Regions from separate parts of the Mus musculus genome. Here region 2 is linked to region 1. A link is a loop called in an ENCODE intact Hi-C map of the cell type or tissue named here. Cell type or tissue: left cerebral cortex. All regions are shown on one strand.

Region 1 (8,000 bases):
AGCAAATCGACTTGTTAGAGACATACATGGGCAGTAGGAACAGATTATACATACATAAGACATTATACATACATTTATAAGACAGACCACAGAAAAGCCAGAATCCACAAACCATAGACATATGGGAGACACAGAGAGAGAAGAGAAGAATTCAAACTTTGCCTCTCTCTTGGTTAACTGAGTTCCAGAGTGCTGAGGTTTCAGCCTTTAAATGTGACTGATACATTTTGGTCCCTCTGAGTTTATCTTTAAAAGGTTTAACCCATGTACTTAGCAATACAAACCTGTCACTTCTCACCTAACCTCTGGCTAATGTAGTACTTCCATCTCTAAACAATAGTATGACTTTTTTTTGCCCCTGATAACAATCAAATTTCCATGGTTTCCATGTAAGTATAGTCCCAAATGTATTTAGGTATGAACGTTAGAAGCACTGATCTGGCCTGAACTAGTTTTGGGTATATACGTAGTAAAGAAAGACTGTCTTCTAGTAGTGTTTAGGGAGAATTCTCTATTTACCATCTTATGCCCATACATAATTAGGCATGCTTATAATTAAAATCAGATACATTGTGGTGAGTGACATTTACAACAAAGAGATGATTACATAATCTGTTAAAGCAGAGAACCAACCAAACTATACCACATAGAAACCTTTCAGTCCCAGAAAAAGAGACTCCAGGTTATAGCTTAGGCTGCTAGAGTACACTCACTCATGTGGCCAGCTGTCATTCTTTAATATTTATTATCATTTAGCTTCAAACAAAATGATCTTGTTTCTTTGCGAAACACTGTGAGCTCTTATTTCTAATCCTTTAGAGAAAAGGCCCAGAGCATGGGCGCACCTGACCTAGACCTTGACCACAGGTAATGTAACTGACCCTTGCAAGTTGTCCTCTGACTTTGACATGTGGACCATGGGACATACTTTCATGCACATTACATACATATGCACACAACACGCATAAGTCAAACAAAATAAATCCCTTAATAATTTTGAATAGTGTGCTCTGAGTACCTAAGATGTTCTTGGTTACTGCTCAGAATATTTCTTCTAAATATCATTGCTTCTACTTCATAAAACTGGGGAGTTAAAAATGAAAAGGTTCGGCGGTCTCCATTTAGATATAGTTTCCAGACTTTTAAAGTAGTCTTCTGCATGAAAAATACACTTATTTCTGGGTGATAGTTTCATGGTGAAATGAGAATTTTTTAACCCCAAAATACAATGCCTTCAATTAAAAAAATATTTTTTTATTCATCCAGTGAGTCAAAATGAGATGTCCAAAGCATTAAATGTCAAGACATGTCACAGTACCTAGTGACCCAAAATATGTTCACTTAAATATGCATGTTTCTTATTACAATGTGCAGATGTTGCAGGCAAGCCTTAGTTCCCAGACACAAAAATAGGCTCTAGTGGTCTGCAGCACAGTAGGGTCACTGAAGTTAGCAGTGGGGTCTTGCAAACTCCAAACTGCCTAAAAGAGGGTTTTGAATGTTCTCATAAAAATTGATGAATGTTAAGAATGGCTGCCATTCGAACTGTCCTGATTTTATCACTGCATGATATATACATTTACTGAAATCCTGTAAATATGACCCATTTTCTGTCCATCATCTCTTTCTTCATTTAACTTATCTATCTCTCAGTGTTGGGGGAGGGGGGCAGAACTCAGGGCCATGGATAGGCAAGTGCTCTACTGCTGGGCTATATCCCAACCCCCCTCAAACTTTATATGGACATCTCTTAAATATTAATAAATTTCTTTTATAAGTCAGTTTTTCAAGCATGGTGTCTCTCATGTGGTATTTAAGAAAGACTGAGAGCTTAGACTAGATCAGATCGCTACTTGATGCAAGGACAATAAAAGTAAAGTACAATATCACTTAACCACTGATAAAATGATGTGTTAAAATAAGTTCCACTTAGTATTTCCACCTGCAATGTCAGGTGTCTGTCTTCCCACTCACCTTGGAAGGAGAAACTTCCCTGCCTTGGCCCACCTCCACTGCTAGCTGCTAGTGTTGGATTGTAGAGAGTTTGCAGGGTCTGTGCATTGCTGGGACCTTGGGCTCTCTGCTAGGGAATCAGCCACCTGCCCTAGCCCCAGCCACGATGCCCTTCCTTTTTCTTCTTGTGGTCCCACTGCAAGTTCTAACTGAGAAAGCATGGTCCTGGAAACCATGAAAACTGAGGTAGGGGGACAGTTTCACTTGTTCCCTATCTCCCTTTCCCCCTATCCATAGTCCTAACTGGGTTCTCAACACCCTCTCCCTCCCCTAAGAGATCACTTCCCCCAGCTTGTTTTTGTTGGCCTTAGACTGTCATATTTGGAAGCATCAAATTTTAGCTACTCCAGAGCTATGCTCTTGATGGTGGGTCCTGTCCAAAAAGGAGCAGCCAGTCCGTGCTTCTGTTGGGGTTCTGAGATATTTTTGGTTCTCTCAACTTTTGGAAGCAAATTCTCCAAACTATTTTAAATCTAGGTGTAAATAAGGGTCTCTCTCTCTCTCTCTCTCTCTCTCTCTCTCTCTCTCTCTCTCTCTCTCTCTCACACACACACACACACACACACACACACACACACACACACGAACTTGCAATGTACCCAAGGATGACCTTGAACTTTGGTCCTCCTATCTCCACTTCTCAAATGCTAAGATTACCAGCAGGGGCGGCATCTGCTTTTTGCAGTGCTGAGGATCAAACCCAGGGCTTCATGAACGCTAGGCAAGCGCTCTGATGACTGAGCCTTAGCCCACCCCAACATCACTGATTTTTATATATCCTGGGGAATAAGCCTTGATACACAGTAGTAGTTCTAACAGCCCACAACCCCCATGCTTCTTATAATGGAAACTAGACTACAATTGCTATCACAAATATGGGTATGCTTTTTTTATTTTCTCTGTTGAGCAGTCCAGAGTTAGGCATCTGTCAGTGTTGGTTCAGCTGCTACCCTGTCCTTGGGAGATCAGGACTTTTTTTTCTCCCTATAGCATGTTAGCTTTTTGTCTTCACAATTCTGTCTATCAAAGTTCCTGGCATCACAAAGCACACTGTTAGTTTAATTCCACCCTTGTACCCCTCCTGCCATCCTGCAGAGCCCAACTGATCTCTCTGTTCCAGGTCTTTTACTTTGGGGACATGTCTGTGCAGCATCTGTGTGTACACACAGAGGCCAAAGGTCAGGTTTGCTCCTCGGGACCACTATCCATCTGGTTTTGTGGAGACAGCATCTCTCATTGACATGGAACTCTTCAGTTTGGGGAATCAGGCTGATCAGTTCACCCCAGAGCTCTGCCTGTTTCTGCTTCTCTGGCAGTTGGATTACAAGTGTGTACCAGCATGACTGGTTTCTTTACGTATGGATAGAACTCAGGCCCTTATGCTTGTGTCTATACCTAGCCCTCTAATTCCTCAACAACATCACTGTAATCCACCTTCCATATAGAACCAAGGTAATCTTTTCTAGAATACAACGCCAGATATTCTGTTTCTATTGCTTAAAAGTCTTCAGTGAACCTCTAGTAGGAGTTAGGAAAGGATCTAGACTATTCTTACCTGCTTCATGCATCCACAGAAGCAGCCACTGTCTCCCCATCATGGACCCTCTCTAGTACTCACCGCCTCTCCTTATGTCCTAGTACACAGCCTCTCCCCTCCCCAAACACCATGCTTATCTTCACTATAGATCCATCATGCCTGCTTTATCCTCTGGTCGAAATCATCCTTGTCCAACAGGGCCTCCTGCCCTCTGCTTCCCTCCTTCCTAACTGTTCCTATTTCCCACATCTCTGTGGTAACTCAATCTCACTTCACCATTCTTATTTGAGTGATCTAGGAAGCTTTTCCAAAATGCCACCTCTAGTCCTTGTTTTATGGCGTCAGAACTGATTGGCCTGTGACAGTCCCCAAGCATTGACATTATATTGCAAGCATTCTACTATGCAGCTTCGACTGGGAGCTCCTAGGCTTCAGGGCTACAGGCAAGGGACCATGAACAATACTTTGAGATAATCCTTTAATGTTGACATTTTCATTGACTCTCTACAACTTAACTTGATGAGGCAGAATTAGGGTGCTCATTCCTGCCCTGTATCCCCTATACCATAAAGAGAGAATTTGTGATGAGTCACGGCTTACAATAAGGAATGACAGAAAATGTTGCAAACTAGAAAGTATGTTCTCTCCATCCCTCCCCCGCTGTGTGTGTGCGTGTGTATGTGTGTGTGTGTATGTGTTTGTGTGTGTGTGTGTGTGTGTGTGTGTGTGTGTGTTTTCGTGCTTGTGTTCCCAGGGAGAACATGGTTTCTCAGCTCATCTTGCCCTCTGTCTCCCTCTTCTAGCTGCCTGGGAGTTGTCAGTCAGGTTGGGGAGATGGACTGAAACCTCAGAGGCTCTCAGCAAGCATGGAGCTGGCCCAAGTGGTCTGTGAGATGAACAGGCAAGGGTCAGAGGCTGACAGATGGTCTTTCTGCCACACAGACTGCAGGCAGATGGCTCTGACAGTTTGGACAAGGCTGCAACTTTGGGCCGCTGAGGCGGAGCCTTGAAAAGATGCTTCAAGAAGCCGCTAGATAACCCTCCCCTCTCTCCCAGAGAGTAGACATGGATTGGGAAGATTCACAGAAGGCAGGGAGGAGAAGTAGCAGCAGGGGAGGGTGGAAGGAGGAGACTGACGCTCATTCTCTTCAGGAAGGCCTGTAACTGTAACTTTCTTGCTGAAGAGTTTGAAGAGCCTCAAACTCACAGGCTGGAAGGCAACTGGGGTGATGCTTAAGCACACAGGAAGTCCTGTGCAAAGCTGCCTGAAATTTCTGCCCTGCTTCTAATTGGGGCACAACTTCTTGTGTGTATGTATGTAGATCTGTGTGCACATATGTGTGTGGATGACGACAGAGGTCAGCCTCAGGTGTTGTCCCTTAGGACTCCATTCATCTTTATTTATTTACTTATTTTGAGAGAGAGAGAGAGAGAGAGAGAGAGAGAGAGAGAGAGAGAGAGAGAGAGAGAGAGAGACTTTTACCTGAAGATAGTTGTCAAGCCCCAGGGAGCTGCCGGACTCTGTCTCCTCTATGCGGGGTCAGAAGGATGCACACCACACCTAAATCTTTTAATTCTGGGTGAACTCAGATCTTGATGCTACAAAGTTAGTACTCCCCGACCTGAGCTATCTTCCACCTAGAAAGCATCATTTCCAAGAGCCACCTAACATCTTTCCTCTCCTATTTCCTCTCGACAGTGGACTCTTCCTCTGTGGACAGCTTTGTGGGGCCATGTGCAGCCTCAGCATAGGGTCTGGCCTACAATAAATGCTTCTAATATGTGAGATGTGACTTGTGCAGCCTGAGGCTATAAAATAAGCAAACCAGCCTGTGCCTCCATGATCCAAACTCTTGGCAGATTTGCCTCTGCTGTGCACCAGTCTCTACCTTCCTCCTATATGCTCCAATTTCAATTTACCAGCAGAGGCAGTTTCTACTGGAAGCAAGGAGATGAGGGATAAGGTACAAGGCATAGGCCCAGGCATGAGGTAGCAGTCCAATCCTGTTGTTATCTATTTAAGCAGAAGCCCCAGCCTGGTCCTCAGCCCCCTCTGCCGCTAATGTCTACTTCCAATGAGCTCTGTAGAGAGCCCAGATGAGGGCTATTCTCCCTCTCACACTTTGGTCTGTGGGCATCTGGGGACAGCTGCTGCAGTAAGTACAATTGTCCCCTTGTCCCCACGCACCAGATTTTGCAGGGCCTCTTGGCACATGCCTACAGTCGACATTTAATTAACATAAAACACTATAAAACACTATTAAGACAGGAGCTAGATTGGGAAGCTGGCAATTCCCCAGCCCCATGCAGCCAAATCCCCAGACACAGGTATGTCCTTCAACTTGTCTGGATGTTTGGAGACGTGCATGTCCTTTCCCGTTCCAGATCTGTCACCTCGGGAGCCAACCCCCACCAACATCCTCTGGCAGACCCTCTGGGGTGGAGCTTGAGGACAGGACTTGAACATTGCATCCTTATGTTTACGGCAAGGGCTTATTGTCTCCTTGGCTGACTGTAGAGCATTATGGCTGCGTGCCAAACAACCTCTGCAATGTGTAGGCCCACCCCAGAACCATGAAGATCACTCTAATCATCTTTCCTTGCTTGTATATGTCTGCTGTCTTCTTCCAACCTAGAGTTCTCATTCTCCAGCAGCTACTTTCCTTGTTGATCTGATGACTTCTTGAGAGGACTTCCTGTCAGGTCTCGTGTGCCTGCCAGTTATCTGAATTATCCCAGTGTTGGCTGATTCTACACAGAAAACAGAAGTATGTCTATCAAACTGCTCTGCAGACTAAACCCATGCAGTACCCTTAGCAGCTAAAGATACATTGGACTACGTAAGATGTGGCTACCGTGGACTAGGAAGTCTTAGGTTCTAATGAGAGTCTCATACACTGACTTCACTTTAGTGTGATGTGGGGACACATTCAAAGTCCTCTGGAAGCAGAGACAGGACTGGCTGTCCTTCCAGGCAGGAATGACGTGGGACATCAAGAGACCCAAGGACCCTGAGAACAGCACTCCCAGCCAAGGTCTTCTGATAGTCACATTTTCTTGGCTATGGCTGCAAAGTCATGGAGCTGAATGTTAAAGGGGTTCAGAAAGGACCTTGTGAGTCATTCCCTCTGTAGCCTAGCCTGGTCTGGGATGTCAACACAGGGTTTTACTGACTTGTTATCCCTTAGGAGACCAAGATTCCCTAATGAAGAAGTTCGTGGACTCTGTGAGGTGCTATGTTTTAGGATTAGTTTTAGCCTGTTTCCCTTTGTCGGTTTCTCTCCGACTGTTCCTAACTCCTAGAAGAAACTCCTACCCAAGTTTACTGGAATCCAGAGGTGGGGCATCGAGGTTTACCTAGGGTTAAACTGCCACATGGGCACATTTGCTTTTCTTTTTAATTGAGCCAAGAGAATTATATAATTTTCCACAAGTTACTTTGTTGGAAAACCAGTGACTGGGTGGGGGTGGGAGTGGTGGGTAAGAGAGGAAACAGAGCAGATGGAAGCCCAAATCAACACCAGAAATAGCCTCCACAAAGATACGGTGCAGCGGGGACATGGTGATTATGAGCATTGGTTGTCCTGGGCTAAGGTCTTATCTGGCTACTTCCTAGTTGGCATCTGTGTCTGAGTGTTCATCTCTTCGGTGCTGTCTACCCTTCCTTTGTATTTGTTTCTACAGAGCAGATCTTAACCCCTGCTCTGTGAGTGTTTACAGTCTGATTAGATACACGCTCACAGTTTATGTGAATCTAACTTGAGAAGCGTGGTCTATGCACATAATCTGGGCCTTACCTGGGAGCTTGCAAGGTTGCTGGCTTGCAAACCCCCCCACTCTATAATTAATGAATCTGTATTTCAATCAGGTCACAAGTGATTTTCTTGCACATTAAAATTTAGGAAACTCCACTCACCACTTGCCTCATGTGACTACATAATAGCATCATGTAGGGAATATTCAAAATTACAAAAGATTGACTGCTCTTCTTATAGGTATCCTCATGTCATTGATATGGAGTCAGCCAGGTCAACTGTATGTCTCAAAACTTTAAGGTGAAACAAATCCTGAAATCTATAGTCCTCCTCAATGCTTCTCAACTCTCTGGTACCTGGCTATTCTGTTTCTCCAGTTCCCATCCATCCGGTTACAAAACATGAAAGGGTCATGTGCCATGGATGCAGTAACAATGTCAAACTGGTACAAACACTAGTAAATTCTTACCCAACTTTTTTTTTTAACTTGTCACAAATTCTTTACTGAGAGTCTGAAGACCCATAGTGGCCATTGGAGTATACTCTGAACTCAGTATAGACAACCCTCCACCCCAGTTAAAACACCGACAATACTTAACCCCATGCACACCGGCATCCTTCAGGTCAAGGGTTCCAGAGACTATTGGACACAGTCTTAGAACACATATTTTCTGAAAGGTGCTATTCTGCTGTTC
Region 2 (8,000 bases), 54 kb before region 1:
ACACTCCGTTCCTCCTAGTCCTATCTGTCAGCTTCTCCCTGTGCCTCTGTGTTCCAATTCTGCTTTCCTTTGAAACCTTATTTTAGAGACTTTATATTTCCACTCTTAGATGATCACAATATGTATTCTCCTCAGTGTGACTAGCTTAAGAGTAATTCAGATGCTGTTAACACGACACACGTGTATACATACACATTCACACAGCACACACACACACAAACAAACTTAATCCCTCCACGTTTTAGAGTCCTCAATATGTAGGTTTAACAAGAACTCTTGGACACCTGCTGTGTTTGGCACAGAACTGCCCACTATGAGGTCTACCAAAAATGATGGATCCAAATTGATGCTTGCCCAGATGGTAAAAGAAGGTTTAAATGTATGGGAAATTGATTATGATTTAACTGCCATGGTATGTCATGACGAACTTAACAACAAGAAGGACCAAGCTGCTACAGAGAGAGGGTACCAGAGTGATGCCACTCACAAATAGGCTGCCTGCACTAGGTAAATGTTTCTAGAGAAAGGATGATTCTTTGATCCTAAGGAGCAGTCAACACCTTTGCTGAGATGAAGGATCATTGACTTAACTCTTCCTGGCTTGAAAAGCTCCATCCCAGCCAGTATGGAGTTGATACCTCACAGGTGGCTGCTGACCCTTACCCAGTCCTCCCATAGTCACACTTGCTGGGCACTTACTGCAACATTTATTAGTGGTTTGTATACAAATTCCTGTACTTGTGGAGTTCCATTCTAAAGGACTCAGTGATGATAGAGGCAGGTTTGCATCTAAGTCCTGTCATTCACTGATAATGGACCCTTTGAGTCAGGCTGTCGGCCACCGTATTTGCATTGGTGGCACATGCATGTGCAAACATGATGGGGATTGAGTAGGTTAAGGGATGTGGAAAGTGAGACAAATGGCCTATCCACACCCAGGGAGGGACCCTGCTCTCACTTGCCCTCCAGTTGGGACCCCCATCTCTTGTCTTTATAGAACTCATCCATCTTATGGCTGCCTTCAAAGAAATGGGTATGAGAACACCTGGGAAGAAGAAACTGGTCTAGGTCTAAAGGTCATAGGAGAAACTTCAGAGAGGAGGTGATTTCCAAAATGAGTAACATTTTTCTGTGCAGAAATCAGGACAGTGCAACCCTTGAGGACTATAAGTGTTAAGGGATCCAGAACCTCCCAAAAGCAGAAGTTCCAGGTGGCTGGTGCAAGATTATTGAGGTGAGGGAGACAGGAGACAAGGGAAGAGTTTGAGACCTGAGTAGTCTGCGGTCTCACTAAAGCCTTCTGGTTTTTATCACATATGGATGGAATAACCTTTACCCCATGGATTCAAATGCTCCACCTGCCTCTTGGGTAATCCTGGTCTTGACGTGAAGGGTGAACTAAGTAACAAAAGCCTCCTACATAGAGGGACAGACACAAGAGGTTAATTACCACTGTCCCAGTGCATATCAGGCTGGACTAAGCTGGGTGGTAGGAGAAATCAGAGGCAGGTTTGCCCTGGTACAACTGATGCTTTATCAAAATCAACACAGGAACAGTTATGAGTGAGGAATACTGACATCAGTATGCTTTCTGTATATCAAGAATTGTACCGCCTGATTAACAAGACAGACAGTTGTTTTGTATACATTCCTCGAAGGTGACCTGCAAGGTCTTATTAATGATTGCTGGGGAGTTGCATGCTGGTGTGAGAGCCCCTCTTCTCTTGCAGACATTGCCTGAAGATGTATCTGGTTGCTGGATAGAAAGTGCCTCTTTCAGAGTCTCTCCTTAATATGATGAAATCCCCAAGCTCTAGGGGGAAAGTGGGCCATTCCGTGCAGAAGCGATTATAAAAATTGACTTTTAAGTTGCTTGTAGATTCTATAACGTACTTCCCAGCCTATGGTGTATGAAAAGAAAATGTGTGGCAGGTCTCGCCTGGAAGGCAAAGGCTCATCACACGCTGGCAATCTGGTGCTCTGGCTAAAGATGTCCTCTGGAAACATTGACTGAAGGACATTGGGGCTGGCTCTTTCCTCCCTCCTCTGAAACCTGCTACTCAACAGTTCAATTTTAGCTCCTCTAAGTGGCTCTCTGATTCTATATTGTTAAGTGAGAAACTGTTTTGCAAGGGTCTCTAGATTTTGCAGCTGGGTTTTGGGAGGCCATAGAGAAGGAGTCCCATAAACTCCCTCCTAACCTGCAAACGCCCATTAAACAGCTCTGCCTGCACCTGGAACGGCAGAAATTGCTTGAAAATCTTCAGTCTGTAGCTATAATTGCCAGATCAGAGGTAGAAATGTGAAATTTGGGAGTCATTGTGGATGGTTGTGAAATGGCCCCTTTATTGCCCTTTCTTTTGGTAGAGTGTTCCTTGGGTAAAGTCATTTTCAACTCATTGGCTATGGCTGTAGAGTGTCAAGGTGATCAATTAATGGGGACACAGCTCAACATTTTAATGCTTGTGCTGAAGAAATAGGTAAAATAACAGAAATGAATGTGGGGGTATAATAATCTGCTATAAGTTTGGGGAGGGCTATCTACACCATCCTGAACACTTCCAGGTTGGCTCCAGTTGTCATGTATTGAAAACTTCTTACAGTTGGTTAGGGAGACAACTCTTTTTAGTATCAGATATTCATATTCTCTCTCTCTCTCTCTCTCTCTCTCTCTCTCTCTCTCTCTCTCTCTCTTTCAAAAAAGGGTTTCTCTGTGTAGCCTTGGCTGTCCTGGAATTCACTCTGTAGACCAGGCTAGCCTTGAACTCAGAAATCCACCTGCCTTTGCCTCCCAAGTGCTGGGATTAATGGCGTGTGTCACCACTGCCCAGCTTCAGATCATCTCTTAAATCCATTTTCATGAAAATTCAGCCCTTTCTAGATAGAGTGGGTATTTAGCTTTTTCAGCTAGGGGTGTCTGACTATTTGGGGTAGGTTTCTGATTGTACTGTATTGGCCACAAAATGGATTCATTGACCAATAAGGAAAAAAAAAAAGGCGTGCTCTATTTTGAGTTAGATTCCAAAAGGAAAGTCAAATGGATGTCCCAGGAATATTAGGTATTTTTTCTTATTGTTATGATTCAACAAGTAGCAATGTAAGGAAAGAAGAGTTTGTTTTGGTTTACCGTTCAACCATCTTGTCTATCTTAGCTGGAAACCCTGGTGGTAGAAAGAGGGAGGTTGTATTAAATTCATATTCAAAGAACAGAGAATAAACAGGTTATACAAACACAAGGCCTACCTCCAGTGAACTACTTTCTCCAGCAAGGCTCCACCTCTTAAAGGTTCCACAGTCCTCCCAAATAGTACAACCAACTGGTGATCAGGTGTTCAAACACAGGAGTCTTCGGGCGAAGGAGGGCATCTCACATTAAAACCAGAGCAGCAAGTGATATAAGGGAGTGGCTTCAAACTTTAGCATTTCTCTACCATGCATACTCAGAACTGTTCTCTATGCCTCCCTTGTCTATGGCCAGACAGCCTGTCTGGAACTAACAACCTACCCAGTCTTTATTATATACTAGCTACTGTTCTACTTGTATTATCTGACTCAGTCCTCAAAGTAGTTAGTGCTAGACCCACTTTTTCAGGCAAGAAAACCAAAACTTCAGAGAATCACACAGAAGTCTCAGGAACACACAGCTCTCTCTGTGTATTAGCCTCACATTGTGAAGCAGGCCATACATCCAAGTGTCCCCCATTTAACTGGGCAGTGTCTCCTAAAGCCTCTTCAAATGGCCCATCACAGCAAAGTGTCTTTAGACTCACTATGTATACAGTGATGACATTAAACTTTGGAGACTCTTGTTTCCCATCTGGGTGCTGGAATTAATGCCATACACCACCATTCCTGGTTTCATTGGTGCTGGGTATCAAACTCAGGGCTTTGTGTATGCTAGGCAAACATCCTACAAACTGAGCTGCATTCTGAGCCCATATCATGGACTTTTAACAGATTTGCCCTTTGTTATCTTGAATTTCCATTTAATTCATATGATTTGTGAATTTTCTTCTCAAACATATTTTAGTCTGGTTAAAGTATCGGCCTTGAACACTTGTGCTGTAGCCTACCAGAAATTCATGAGAGAGAGGTGACACAGAGGAGGCAAACCTTCTTTCTAGCCACAGGGAATCTGAACTCCTCCTTAGTTCTGAGTCTTTCTGTCTCTCTTTCCATCTTTCACTGGGTCTCTGTCTCTCTGTCTCTCTGTCTCTCTCTCTCTCTCTATCTATCTATCTATCTATCTATCTATCTATCTATCTATCTATCCATCCATCTCCAGTAAGGACTAGTTGACTCTGCTCTGACACATAGGAAGTTCTGACTGAGAACAGCATCCACCTACCTCTTAGCAGTAGCTGGAGCACAAGTGGCATTTTGTGTGTGTGTGTGTGTGTGTGTGTGGCTTGAATTGTGTATGACTCACTCTCCACTGCTGAATGCAGGGTCTTCAGAGATGGGGAGATGGTGCGGCTGAACAGAAGACATTTTCCCCCCTTTCCGGAGATTACACAGAAAAAAAATGAAGGCAGAACTTGCAAAGTGGCTTCTGTGTTCCTGGAGTTGTCATTTTTATCACTCTGTTTGGCTGTGAAGCTGATTTTCACACAGGCCTGGCGGTTGTGAAAGTAAACACAAGTATAGCATTAATACCCTGCATATATTTCCGTGGAACTGACACTCAGTTGAAGTCAAGATGTGGTTTGCTTACTCACTGTTCTTGGAAGCTGTACACACTGACTTCATACTTATGTTTCCTCATAGACTTTCCAACTAACAGTCTCTTCTCCTCGACTTCGACAGGGTTTTTTTTCTTTTTTAAACAAATGTAAGCATATAAAATATGCTCAAAATATCAAGTGAGTAATTTGCAGTCTCTTCACTTTGAGAATCTGCCAGGCCCACTCACAGCGGCCTTCTGAAATATTTTGTGCTTGCAGATTTGGGGTAATTCATTTAGCCCTTTGGGTTTGTAGGGCATGGACTGAACAAAGCTGTCATGCCTTTCTTTGAACTAGTCGCCCCTATTTTGTGAGAAGCCTCACCTGACCAGGTGACTGAGCTGATGGCCTAGGTTCTCCAGCCACCAATCTTGAATGTCTTAGGAATGGGGCAGGAGTGTCTCAGTCATGGCTGCTTTGATTGACAGGTGCTCATACCAGTGCTATAACTGTGCCTGGCATGCAGATGCCACTCAGTTTTGGTAACGCCCAAATTTAACTTCTCCAGCAGTGGGTTAATGACTTTTTTTTCCCTGTAGTAATGACCTACTGATAGCTTTGTAGTCTGAAGCCTCTGTGGATGATTAGTGCACATTTGATATTCAATTGAAAGATACAAAACCCTAATCCTTCACTTTGCAACCTACTTGGGAGGGGACAATGAGAGATCTGACAAAAGACATTAAAAATTCAGATTTTGTGTTATAAAGAGGGTTACAGGGATAGCTCAGTTAGCAAACTGTTTTCCTTGTAATCACAAGGATATGAATTCGATCTCAAAAAACCATGTTTTATTCTTTTAAAACCAAGTGTATTCAAACATGCTTAGGTTCCTATGCTAGGCAGGCAGAGTCAGGGGCATCTTAGTTAGCGTGACCTGCTTGGGGAGCTTCAGGCTAGTGAGAAAGAAAAGGTAGACAACAACTGGGGTCTTCTGACCTCCACATGCTTGTGTACACACACACACACACACACACACACACACACACAATCACACCAGCACTCACATATAGACAAACACAGAAAGAGAAAGACACATACACACACAGAGGTCAAATTTTAAAAAGTCCCCCAAATAGCACAGTGATTATAAATTGCATTTGATTATAGAAAGTAAAAAGGGGGCATAACTGATCTGAGTGGTCTGCATATGTGGTGTCTCCTCTACACCAATCTCCAAGCTGCTTACTCTCTCCTGTCTCATGTTTCAACAGAGTCTGAATCTTTACACGGGAAGGAGGTTGCTAATGTTTTTATTGCGATCACATTAAGGCCTGTAGTATGTGTTTCTCAAATAGCTTTATCAGCCCGTCCATCTTTCCGCTCACTGAGTTCATCTTTCCTACCACCTGCCAAAGCATATTGCTTTCCTCCACATGTGTCACAGCTCCCGAATGGCTGCTAGCAGGCATGTAATATGTTCACAGCTATTAAAGATGAAAACATTTTTCCAAGTGGGTGGTGGTTAAAAGATGTTTGTATATCAATCTTGTATCTGACCCCCATCCGGAAGTCTGTTTCTGTTCTTTTGATGTATACTGCCTATCTCCATGCAGATGGCAACATATGCATTTTGCTTGCTTTTTCCTCAAGTATGTGTTGTGTGTGGGTGTGGGGTGGGGGTGGGGGGGTACGCACTCGTGCTCGAGCATGCATCCATACAATCTCACATGCGTATGTGTTAACCTACAGAGACAAGAAGGGAGTAACAAGCCTCATGGAGCTAGAGTTACACATATTTTGGTGTCTCCTAACATGGGTGCTGTGGTCTGAACCATGGTACTCTGATATATCAGTAAGTTCTTTTAACTATGAAGCTATTTTCTCCAGATCCTCAAACACTGAATTGTTGAATAACATCTCTCCATTCTCAGGGGATTGTGTCTGTATTCAGGTGCTGCCTATTGGCTTACTGATTGCATCCTAATCCAACTAGCTGTGGAATACAATATGAGTAATTGTTAAAACCCATCCTGCTCTGGGATGCCCTCTACAATGGGTATTAGAAAACCAGGGTGGAAGTCTATTGGGCCTTTCGGTTTTACTCACTTTTATGTTGATATAGAACTAGCAGTGTGCCATTTGACACTAGGATGCAGATATAATCAAAGCATTAGTTGACTCCACCAGTTCAATGTAATGAAACATAAGGGTTTCAGGAAAAAGCCTCAGCTTTCATGTGTTTCAAACGATGACTAGAAAATTCTAGAAAAATAAGAAATAACTCAGAGGCTCAGAGGTCTGAAACAAGGTGTTCTGAAAGAATTAGAAGTGACTGCAATGCATAACAAGGAGGATAAGTGTAGAAAGTCCTACAAAAGAAGCTGGAGCACCTGACATCAACAGACAACAACCCTCAGCAACTGGGTGGATGCTGAGGGCAGTCAGATCCTTCAGTGCATCCATAGCTACCAGGATCACCCGGACTCCAAGAGCCATCAAATTGCCAAGTCTTCTTAAATTTTTTTTAATTAAATGTTTTTTTCAATTTTGATTTCCACAAATTTTGAGTTAGTGGGGGAATTATTTGCTGCCTAGCTGGTAATAAATTGGTTGGAGAGTTATTTTGGGTTCTCCTAGACACAAACCCAAAGACAAGGATTTGAGCACACGTAATTTAATTGTGAGGTAATCCCAGGAGAAGGTGAGTAGAGAAAAGAGAGAAGGCCAAGCAGCCAGTGGCATTGCTGCTGTGGTAACTAGAGTCTTCAACTCAGCTGGAGACGATGGAACGGGAATACGATCCTAGGATTCTTCTACCCATGGGCTGGGGAGGTGACTTAGACATCAACACCTGCTGGTCATTTGTGACAGAGTGCTAGGATCGAGAAGCTGGCCAGTCCCTTGCATGTATGACCTGATCTGTGTGTAGGCAGAGGAGATGCTGGAGCTCAGAGTTCTTATATGAAGCGATACATGTAGGAGCTTGGGAGGTAGTGCAGTCTATACAGGGCGTGCCATGGAAGCAGGAGCACCTGACTTCAATCCCCAGAACTCATTTCAAAAGTATTCTTGGTGTGCTGGAGTCCTTGGTGTGCTGGAGTCCTTGTAATCCTAGTTCTTGGGACACAGGGACAGGCAGACCTCTGGTGTTGTTTGGCTAGCCAGCCTATCCTGCTCGGTGAGTTCTAAGTCAAGAGAGACACAGTCTCAAAAAACAAAACAAAACAAACAAACAAATAAACAAAACAAAGCAGACAGTGTCTGAGGAATAGCACTCAAGGTTGTCTTCTGGCCTCCACATGCATGCGTGCACACACACACAAACACACACAC

What was found. Hi-C counts contacts between places; a loop is a spot of excess contacts. Peaks named below come from ENCODE experiments on the same cell type or tissue, not always from the same donor. Only the 100,000 strongest peaks of a DNase experiment are listed, where the experiment ranks them.
Region 2: it touches region 1 in a loop (2.1-fold over the local background); 5 of 42 quality-filtered maps call a loop at or near these places.

Annotation. Positions count from the first base shown.
Region 1 is chr9:68,396,640-68,404,639 of GRCm38, forward strand. No RefSeq gene overlaps it. Among named protein-coding and RNA genes, the nearest start is that of Gm22169, 61 kb to the right of the region's middle. In left cerebral cortex, no CTCF peak of the experiment used is centred here; DNase peaks (open chromatin) are centred at 4,561, 5,729, 6,595 and 7,062.
Region 2 is chr9:68,342,973-68,350,972 of GRCm38, forward strand. No RefSeq gene overlaps it. Among named protein-coding and RNA genes, the nearest start is that of Gm22382, 66 kb to the left of the region's middle. In left cerebral cortex, a CTCF peak has its summit at 4,613; a DNase peak (open chromatin) is centred at 4,631.